2 separate regions of the Homo sapiens genome follow, and region 2 is linked to region 1. A link is an interaction called in ENCODE POLR2A ChIA-PET data of the cell type or tissue named here. Cell type or tissue: CD4-positive, alpha-beta T cell. All regions are shown on one strand. Links, peaks and the distances in the headings refer to the core of each region. The heading gives the core; the rest is flanking DNA. Region 1 has its middle 18 kb from the start of PTPRC. Region 2 has its middle 16 kb from the start of ATP6V1G3.

Region 1 (5,393 bases), core at 208-5,207:
TTGGCAGAAAATGAGAGAGAAAACGAGAGAAAAGAGATACTCAGCCAGCCCTCAATTGTTCCAGCCTATGGACATTTATGTCATCTCAGCTGAGGTCCCGAGCATCAGAACAAGATGAGTCATCTGCACTGGGTACTATCTAAATTCTTAGCCCCAAGAATCATCAGATATAATAATAATAAATTATTTTAAGCCCTAATTTTGGGAGTCGTTTATTGAGCAACAGTAGATAACTGAAACAACTCTTAAAGCAAACACAACAATGAAAAGCTACATTTAGTTTTAACTCTGTGACCACATCACTAGTATTACCTCTCAGCCTTTATAAATATACATGTAATATATAAAATAATTTTGGTTAGTAATTGATTTTCTTGGTGTCATTGATACATGCCATTATCAAAATCAGCAAAGTTTTGTTACAAATCATATTGAAAGGTGTAAGTCATAGTAAAACCAAATAGGAGATGAATTTTCTGAGTTTGCCATTAGAAATTAGGTAATAAATGAAGCTCTCAATGTCTCAAATCTAGATTTAAAGGAATAAAGAGTAATCTACTCTATAACTGACCTATTCATTTGTGCCATTTCAACTGCAATTCCTCTCTCTTCTGGTAACCCTTTGAATACATCCTCCTCTGCCACTCTCATTCCCTGTAATTCCAGAAAAGTTGTTTATAGAGGTGGGGCACAGGTCTAAGCCCATAAGGATACAGCATTTACCTGACCAGAAAAATTGGTTCTACAATGGACATATACCCCAATTGTAGTCATTGTAGTCTGGGCAATTTTAAGTGGCATTTTGCAGAAAGAGATTCTCACTTCTGTTTTTTGTTGTTGGGTGTGTGTGTGTGTGTGTGTGTGTGTGTGTGTGTGTGTGTACATGTGTGTTTGCTGGACTGAAAATTGGAAAGGCTGGGGTTTGAGTCTTCCCTTGCTACCATAGAAAGTCTAAGTCTAAAGCCAAAGCAGCTTAAATTCAACCATGGGAATGGGAACTAAGGGATGTAGAGAAATATGATATTGTTTGCATACTCAATCTAGTATGTCTAATCTAGTTATATCCCTAAACGTTTTCTCTTAGCCAATAAATTACATCTTTGCCTAAGTTAGATTAAGTCAAATTTTGTGACAGAAAGTGCAAAGTCCCCACATGGGAAAAGAGTTTCTTCCACTGAAATATTCATTTACTTATTCTTTAACAAATATTTTTAGACTTATATCTAGTATATTCAAGGCACTGGCAATAGGACCCAAGAACACAAAAATAAGTAAGAACAAAGTGCACATTCTACAAGCAGAAGCTCAGTACCAAGTAGTGAAACAGACTTATAAAAAATAATGAAAATGGAGTGTGATTAAATTGTCATGGCATTGAGACCTAAAGGAGGAAGTGATCAACTATGCTTGAGTGGGCAGTAGAAGGTGCACAGGGGACACCTGTGAGCTGAGTGGGGGAAGACAACAATTAACTTCCAAATAGGGGGTTAGCAGGTAGGAATGCAGGGAGGTTTCCAAAAGAAACATCTCATTTGAACAACTGTAAGTACTTTCTTTAGCAGGCACATAATATGCAGAAGAAGAATTTGGAGAGACGAGCTATACTCAGGCACTGAAAGATCTTGAATGGGATCCTCAAAGATTTGGATTTCAATCTGTGAGCAATCAAGGATCATAAGGCATTGTAAGCAGGAGAGGCATAGGGGAAAATTTATTTTTAATAAAAATCATTCAGTCAGTAGCACAGGATGGGCTTGACTGAGAGGACAATAATCATGACACCACGATGAGGATAAGAACCAAGGAAAAAGACATGAAGCTGTAGTAGGAGCCAGAGGTGAAAGCTATTAAAAATGCCTCATCAATATGTTTGGGACTGTCAGCAGGAGGGGAGCAGTGAAAAACTCCCAGATTATCCCCAAGCATTTAGAGTAGTCAAACTGGTAAGATACAGCTGATGTGGATAAATGTAGTTATTTCTCCATTCTTGCTTAAGTCTGATTTCTCCTGTTTTGCATCTTAAAATGCTTCCTTTTTCTTCCTCTCTGCTACCAATTCATCTCTATTCTCCCTCAACAAAGAATGTACAGCTTGGTAACAATCTAATTTGTTTTTTTCTTTCATCTTCTTTATGTCATGACTCTTTCAGCAAACTTTTAATTGATATACTTTTTCTCTCTCTCCCCCTCCCTCCCTCTTCTCTCTCTCTTTCTTTTCTTTATTTTGTCCATGCACTCACAATGTGTCTCCTGACTTAAAATTCCAGGAGGGGTGGGATGTGGAGTAGAGATGTGGTGGAGATTGCTCAGACTTAAAGCCTGAGCATTTTTCAGGCTGGGTCCTCTACAACATTTTGTCCATGTGGTATCTCACCAGCACATAGTGTAGAAAGTGTCACCTTGGCCTACAAGATGTAAAACAGCTAATGGAGGGCTCAAATGTAGCTCTCCACAAACTTCTCTCTTACTTTTGATGTGGGCGGAAATGAGCTCTGCCTAAAATGCTCCATTGGTTTCGCCCCTCCTAGCTGGGTGGTGCAACTGCAAAGAATGTGCTGTGAACCTTGTGAGCGAACATTTGAGCGCCACAGATCCATGACCTGTGGCAATAACTTAGGAAACTATAAAACCAGAAGCATAGTGACGCTAACAATAGGAACTTGGCCTTTCCTTCGTCTTACTATGGAATGCCTTCCTGGCCCACAACTCAAAGGTGCCCTTAGAGTAGCATCTTCAGGAGTGCTGATGCACTTCCTTTGTGATGAACTAAACAGCCTCTACTGTGCTGCAGAGCAAGAGTGAGACAGGAACATGTGCTCACAGGAAGTCAGTGGTTCCCTTTTTAACAATACCTGCTCCCAGTTCAGCCTTTTATAACTGCCTTTCAGAGCTTTTATGTGTTGGACAGAGAAGCTGGGCTCTACTCTACTGTCCCTCCCCTCCTGTGGGACTCCTTTCCAGTGGCTGGGTAGAGGGGAGTTTGCTGGGGCAGGAAGCAGCAGAGGGAGTTCCACAGCAAAGGATGAGACTCAGCGCAAGCTCACAGCTGTGTGAGCCAAGTTCAGTGCCTAGCTTAGATTCCACCTGTGGTTGTGGTAGGGGAGGCCAGCGGAAGTGTAATTCCTTCCGCATGACAGCCGATCAAGGTTCATATGTATGTGACATGCATATTAGGGCCAGCAGTTCCTCCTAAACAGGAGAGGTCCTCCCCTCCATGACACACACACATCCTGCCCTTAGCTAATATTTACATGCTAACTCTGGACAATTCTTCATTTAAATAAAAAATGAATAATTTGAGGACACCTGAAATGGGTTGAAAATGTCTGTTATGCTTAGAGATAAATGAGTGATGACACCATGCGGTTGATTATCTCCACAATGGTAAAGAAATAATTTAAGAGAGAAAAACAAGGTGAATAGGACCAGATCAATGACAAAACTGACCTTATCTTCTTAAGTATATTATGAAGGAAAGTACATATTTTCATCTTGGCCACCTGAAGTGAGCTCTGAAGGAACTCCATTCTTTAGATCTATACTTGTGATCCCACTGATCCCAATGAACAAAATTCCTTGAGGCCTGCTCTTTCATTTGTTTCTCTGGAGCACAAGAACCAGGTCCATGTTTACTGTGTTGGAAGACAGTGATCCTCGGCCTGATAGTCTGTGCTGATATATTTAAAAGAATGTAAGTAAATCTACACTTTTCAAATAGAAGAGGAAGTATTCACGCAAATGTGTAGTGCCTCCCTGTAGACGGATATGATCAGCTATTTTAGCTGCAAGTTTACAATTGTTGACATACTATAAAGACCATACTCTCAAGAAAGCATCAGAAAAATTCACTAGTAGTGATATAGTGAATGGTAGAACTAAAAATCAAAGATCTAGGATCTAGTCTTTTTACTGCTATTAATTAGCTGAGTGGTGTTCTACAAATTGCTTGACTTTCTAATCAAGTTAGCAAGTCTCAGTTTTGTAATTGCCAAAACAAATGATTTAAACTTCAGAATCTCTAAGGTTCATATATGCCAATATTTAAATATGGAAAACATTATCTTAGTGTAAGGGCCCATTTCCCCTGAATGAAGGCATATAATGCACAAAGACAATAACAGCACAGCCAGGTTCTGGAGCTGTTTACCAGCCAAGGTGAATCCATCAACTTCCTTTGACACTGTAAGGTGTCTTCTTCTATATCAGTACCCGAAAAAACTCAAGGATCCCTCCTCCGTGGTCATTTGCATCAGTTACATAAGTAGCCTGGTTGAAATCAGCACATTAAGGTATGACTTCCGTCTCCATTTGAAATTGTTTCTCCTCCTAGCAGCTTATGAGGTTTTCCATCCCTCTCTGTTTCTGGTACTCCTGTATCTTTCCTTCTCTCTGCAGCCAGTTTTTGCCTCTCTGCATAATATCTCAGATCTAGCTTCTGTAACTGGTAAGAGGATTACAATTAAACATGCAACCGAAATCTAGAAGTGTTTTGGTACAAGGTATCAGAGCACTGCTGCAGGTAGCTTCTGCAACAACAGGATATGGTGTAGATAATTCTGTCAAAAGATGTATGGTCCTTAATGTAGACATTAATGTCCTCAACAGTGCACCTCAGCTACCTTGCTGTGCATATCAGATTTCAGCAGCAGGGGCAAGTGGGAGTAGTATTGGCACCTTCAGCAAGTTTTGGAATGAGAGATGCCATCAGAGCTGTAAAAAAGAAAGACCAAGGATGGTGAGGGGTGGCATGAGGATGAGTCAAAGGTAGCATACGTGAAACTATCTCCTCCCACCTCATAGGTGATACTCAAAACTACTTGAGAGAAATGTGAAGAAGGCTGGAGTTCACAAATGGCAGAAGGGATATTGTGAACCTATTCTTATCTATTGAGAATGGAATAGGAAACATATTTGGCACATATTTTAATAAGACACTTTTTAAACTCCAACTGTCTGCAAATCATTTATGGCCAATCTAAATCATTTATAGTTAGCATCTATATTTTCCACAATTTCCAGAATCTTAACACTAATACAATGTTCCATGTTGTGGTATATGCTATTGGAATAACATGTCAAATACACTGAAACTCGAAAGTGTAAAATATAGGGTATTATTAATCAACTGATCCACATTTATTTAACCCACAAATTTGCATTAAACGTTTACCCTTTATTAGTTCAATGTGATGTTATTATAGTGACGGTATAATAATGATCCAGTAAAAATGTACATCAAAATTAAGAATAATTAAGATAAATTTGGAGAGAGCATGATTCCAAACAACAATAGAAAAATGATGATACCATATTAATAACCCTTATTTATTGGTTGCTGTTTTCATAAAACTCCTACATACATTACTTTATTTAAATGTGAGAATCAATACTAAG
Region 2 (5,393 bases), core at 97-5,096, 65 kb after region 1:
TCTTGGGGACATTATATCTTCCAAATATTTGCAATAAATTTTATAGTTATCCACATGAGGTTCATTAGTTGTTCAGATGAGGGAAGAGTGAAGTCTGGCTATATATCTAGGAGAGTCAAGAAGAGTTTCTTTACATCTATGTTGTAAAATGTCTCAAAAACATGTCCAGATATCATACATCTCTGATAACCCTTTGAGCCAGGATATTGATCAACAATTTTGCATTGGAAGTATATGCCATTTAACTGAGTTGGTGTTTCTCATTATACTCACTGACATACAAATAGCAACATTATCAAGTCCTGCCTTTAATCCACAATGGGGAAAGACTGTGTGGTAAAGCATGTTATTTCCCAGATTGGGTTTATACAGATGTCTGGAGACATTTAACGTATGCAAGAAGTTCTGGGAAGTCATGGGATGAATAGGAGGCATCCTTTGGAGTGGCATCTTTTCTTGAAGGAGGAAAAGAGTCAAAAAATTTAATTTAATTTGTAAGTTATAAAACAGATAATATTGCAGCAAACATGTAACAGGATAATAGTACACTAATTTGTACCAAGTTAAAGATAATAGTGAGATAAATGAATTTTGGACACTTAATATAAATGTCATGCTTCAGCAGAATGTATTCAGCTACAGCAATACATAGCATCCAGGCTAGACAGTTTTTTCTGTTTTTAGGACTACTTTGATACAGAAGTATGAGACGTGTGGTAGAGTGAAAGTAACACCAAGCTTGATCTTTCCCCCTTGCTAGTGTTGTGAACTTGAAGTCCTGTTAAAAATGTGTGTGTGTATATATATATACACACACATATATATACACGCATATATACACACATATATATGCACATATATACACATATATATGCACATATATATACACACTTATATATACACACATATACACAAATATATACACACATATATATACACACATATATACACATATATATACACACATATATATATACACACACATATATAATATCCAAAATACTGTCATCAAATCAATATCGCGGGTTTTTTGAAAGAATCAAATATGATAATGTGGCTGAAATTCCTTTGCCACCTGAAGAAGAAGAAAAAAGTGGATTTTTTCCATTTATTATTTTATTTAGCAGACATTTATTGAGCACTGACTCTGTGACAAGACTTCACTAAGTATGACTCTTCTCTTCAAGGAGTCTACGTGCTGAAATAAAGGAGACTGCAGTGATTCGATCACTTCAATAGAGTGCACTGAGGCCACTGATAGGTGTTTGTGCTGAGTTGAGTGATAACATTTGAGGAAAAACCTGAATGTAGAGGAATAAGCCTCAGAAGACAGCTCAAGAAAGAGAAGTCTGGGCAGAGGGAACACTAAGAGGCCTGGAGGTAGAAGCACACTTCATTTCTTATGGGGACATTATGTTTGAGGAATAGCATTTTGAGGAGTCAGCACAGTTGCATGGTTTTCTCCAGCAATGTGGTTAACATGGAAAAGAAAGGTAGTTAGATTTTATGAAGGTTGAGGTTTATCAGGGTGATTACAAAAAGGGCTTTGAATGTATAAAGCAAAGAAGGGATTTTTATGGAAGAATCATGGACTCTAAAGAAAGACATGGAGGAAGTCACTGGGACAGAACATGGGTTGAAGGCAATGGACAGGGAGTAACATGAAGGTGGAGAATTGCCCGAGTGAGACACTAAAGTACAAAGAATATTTGAGGGTTTGGCACAGAAAGAAAACAGAGATAAAAGTCCAGGGAAAAGAACACGATATAAAGCAATAGGTGGAGTAATAGCCCAGTTTTGTAAATCTCAGTAATACTTGGAAGGATACACAACAAAATGTTAATAGTCGTTATTGCAGGATGACAGAATTATGAGCCAGTTTTATTTTATTTTCCCTGTCTTCTATATTTTCCAAATTTTCTTCATTCAATATATATTGCTTTTGTAATTGAGAGAAAATTAAAAACAGATGTGGTATCCCAGAAATACGAGAGTAAAACCAAACAGGTAATTAAAGACAATCATTCCCAGACCTGAAGAAATGGAGAGCGATATTCAGCACCACGGAAGCATCACAAACTGATTCCAAGATAGACCAAACTGCCACATCTACTGCACTTCCTTCATGTCTGCACCCTCCCCCCAGCCTCCCTTCCCTCTCCCGGAAACACACAACAAAACTCACACATACAGTGAGAAACTCACACACTAGCACACACACATTCTCACTTCTGCACTTCCTTTTTCTTAAGCTGACAGGAAGCCCTAAATACCATTAACATAGGCAACCACACCCCTTGCATCTCTGAACATTTCTGCATGACTCTGGACAGTTTTGACTGTGCCCTTTGTTTTCACATGGTCGGCTTTGGAACAGGTAAATGTATTGGGAAGGCCAATTTAAGCCAGAAAAAGTTCCTCTTGAATAATTCCAGTTTCCCTCTCCTGCCTCCATCTTCCCATCCCATCTTCACTTCCAATAAAACACATTAATAAACATAAGTTTATTTTCCATCCAGCTCTGGGGGTGTGATTTGACAAAGGGACAACTGATGATCCCCTAACCAAATTTTAGTAATGTTTCTCTGAGTAATTTACCAATGCCACTATCCAAGCTATTGGGGTTCTCTCCCAAAGACCATTGTCTTGAATCCACAGGCATTTTTGCTTATACTCCTCTAGCAATTTCTGCTATCTACAATTCCAGTTCCTTGTCCACCACAGCACAGCACATGAGATTGGCTAATTTTAAAACATCTAATTTAAATTCAGGAACAGGTACAACCAGTGTATAGATTGCTCAATCTTTTTATGAACTATTTTTTAAATCGTTTTTTTCCTTCTACTAATCCTAGCTCTTTGAGTCTTACTCCATTTTGGATGGTTTATCCTGCCTCATCCAAAGACAAAGATTTTTTCTTTAGTTATGTTGGTCCTTGGAAAGGCAAATTTGTTTTGTTTAAGCTGCAGATCTCCAATTTCAGTTTCATTTTAGCTTCAATTGGATGAGTTTCCCTAGATTTGGTACTCAAGGTTCTCTGACTTAACTTTGAATTTGCTTTCCTAAATCATTTAGCTTCAATTCTGTGGTTCCCTGCATCATTTAATCTGTAAAATGTAGTCCACATACAAAACATACTCATGATCTTGAAGGAAACTAAGATAGTGTATACAGGGAGATATATATATCTATTTTATATATATAGTATATACATATATAACATGTATACATATATAATATATAACATATATTATATATGTATACACACATTGTATATATAAAACATGTGTTATTTATACATTATATATAAAACATCATATATATGCTTGGAATATATATATCTATATCTTGGAATATCTATATCTTGGAATATATATATATTGGAATATATATATATATCTTGGCATATATATATATATCTTGGAATATATATATATCTTGGAATATATGTGTGTGTGTATATATATATATATATATATATGCTGAGAAGGTGTTAGCAGGGAAAGGAATGAACCTAACTCTGGGTCAGACAGACCTGCAATCAAATTCCTTCAGTGTCACTTTTTAAAAGGCTGTATGACCTTCAGAAAATTACCTAACTTATTTGAATGTTAATTCTTTAACCAAAAAAATGGAATTATAATCGCCTAATACAGTTGTTTTGAAGTGCTAAGGAAACAGTGAGCACATAGTTCCCAGAACAGTGACTGGCAGTGACACGTGGTCATTTACTTCTTTCCCTCTGTGCCTTCCATTTGGGAGTGACTATCTTTTCATCTGTCAGATGTCAGCCATAATATTAGCACATCTGCAGCCTAAGTTCAAATGAACAAACCTGTCTCTCAAATTGTTTAGAGAGAAATATGTACTCACTGCCTAATAATTCCGATGATTTTCTATGCATGGTCTAGCATTCCAATTGCACTAGCATTTATTAGGCCTAACTTGGGGGGCGGATTCAGATATCCAACTGGTCTTACAATCAACCAGATTTTCTTGAATAAGAAAGAAATTCCGGCTGGGGGCAGTGGCTCACACCTGTAATCCCAGCACTTTGGGAGGACGAGGTGAGCGGATCACCTGAGGTCAGGAGTTCGAGACCAGCCTGGCCAACAAGGTGAAACCCTGTCTCTAGTAAAAATACAAAAATTAACTAGGCATGGTGGTGGGCAGCTGTAATCCCAGCAACTTGGGAGGCTGAGGCAGGAGAATTGCTTGAACCCGGGAGGTGGAGGTTGCAGTGAGCCAAGATCACACTACTGCACTTGAGCCTGGGTAACAACAGCGAAACTTCCTCAAGAAAAAAAGAAGGAAGGAAGGAAGGAAGGAAGGAAGGAAGGAAGGAAGGAAGGAAGGGAGGGAGGGAGGGAAGGAGGAAAGGAAGGAGGAAAGAAAAGAGGAAAGAAAGGAGGAAGGGAGGGAGGAAAGAAAGAAGCTTCTTCAGGTTCCTTTCAATCAAAGAACAGTCAAGACTCAGGATATCTCTCACCCTAGAGCTGAATCTCATAAAAGAAAGAAAGAGAGAAAGGAAGAGAACAGAACAGAAGAGAATCCCCAGGAGGAAAGGGGAAAAAATCCCTTTTGTTGATGTTCAACCTCTGGCAATCTCGAATCCTGTATTACACATCGAATGAAATCATTAATCCATAGAGACACAAAGCTCCCTAGCAAATAATATTATTTCTGCTATTCAACTTAGACTTCATTAGTCTTTCAAAGTTACCAAACTTAAACTTTCTAATTGAGCTAGAAAATCAGAATCTGCCTTTGATCACATTTTTTAATGCAACCTCTCTCTTTTCTGCCTGTGACCATTTCTTCTTACAGCTCTTCTTTCCTTGAAATTGAGAAAGAAAAATCTCTGCAAGAAGAAAATATTCAGAGATAGCCCTCCAGATAGACTCATATGAATAAGAAATCCAGGAAAGATATGAAAAGAAATAAAGAATAGGACCATCTTGCCTTTAGGCCTGCTACTTTTTCTAACATGTTAGTTTAGAGGACTTGTTGGGTTTTTTTAGGTTCTTAGCTTTTTAACTTGGGCTTATTGAATTTTCCAGATTGAGTGATGAAGGTTATCATGTGTTTCAGTTTGCTTCCTTGTCCCTGCTGGGATCACAGTTGAAAAAAAAATTAAAAAGAAATTAAGGTCCATTCTGGTAACAGACCCAGAATTTACAAAGGAACTAAGGGTTGTGAAAGCAAAACCACTGATACATATACCACAGTCAAGAAGTCTGTTTTCATTTAGCAAATAAATATTTAGCTTCCTTTAATAAATCTAAATTCTAAGAAAAATGGCAGATTGTAGAAATGGCAAAGTTAAATTTTTATAAGAATTTCCTTGCTGAAACCAAAGCTAGGAATTTCTGGTAGAATAGTGTAGAAGCTT

Evidence for each region. ChIA-PET counts read pairs that join two places held together with the same protein. Peaks named below come from ENCODE experiments on the same cell type or tissue, not always from the same donor. Only the 100,000 strongest peaks of a DNase experiment are listed, where the experiment ranks them.
Region 2: POLR2A ChIA-PET joins it to region 1 with 19 read pairs; 10 of 35 experiments call an interaction of 5 or more read pairs at or near these places.

The regions. Positions count from the first base shown.
Region 1 is chr1:198,618,787-198,624,179 of GRCh38, reverse strand. No RefSeq gene overlaps it. Among named protein-coding and RNA genes, the nearest start is that of PTPRC, 18 kb to the left of the region's middle. In CD4-positive, alpha-beta T cell, for the core only: no CTCF peak of the experiment used is centred there; DNase peaks (open chromatin) are centred at 2,509, 3,089, 4,248 and 4,629; H3K4me3 peaks cover 2,814 bases; H3K27ac peaks cover 4,941 bases.
Region 2 is chr1:198,553,928-198,559,320 of GRCh38, reverse strand. No RefSeq gene overlaps it. Among named protein-coding and RNA genes, the nearest start is that of ATP6V1G3, 16 kb to the right of the region's middle. In CD4-positive, alpha-beta T cell, for the core only: no CTCF peak of the experiment used is centred there; a DNase peak (open chromatin) is centred at 2,180; H3K4me3 peaks cover 747 bases; H3K27ac peaks cover 803 bases.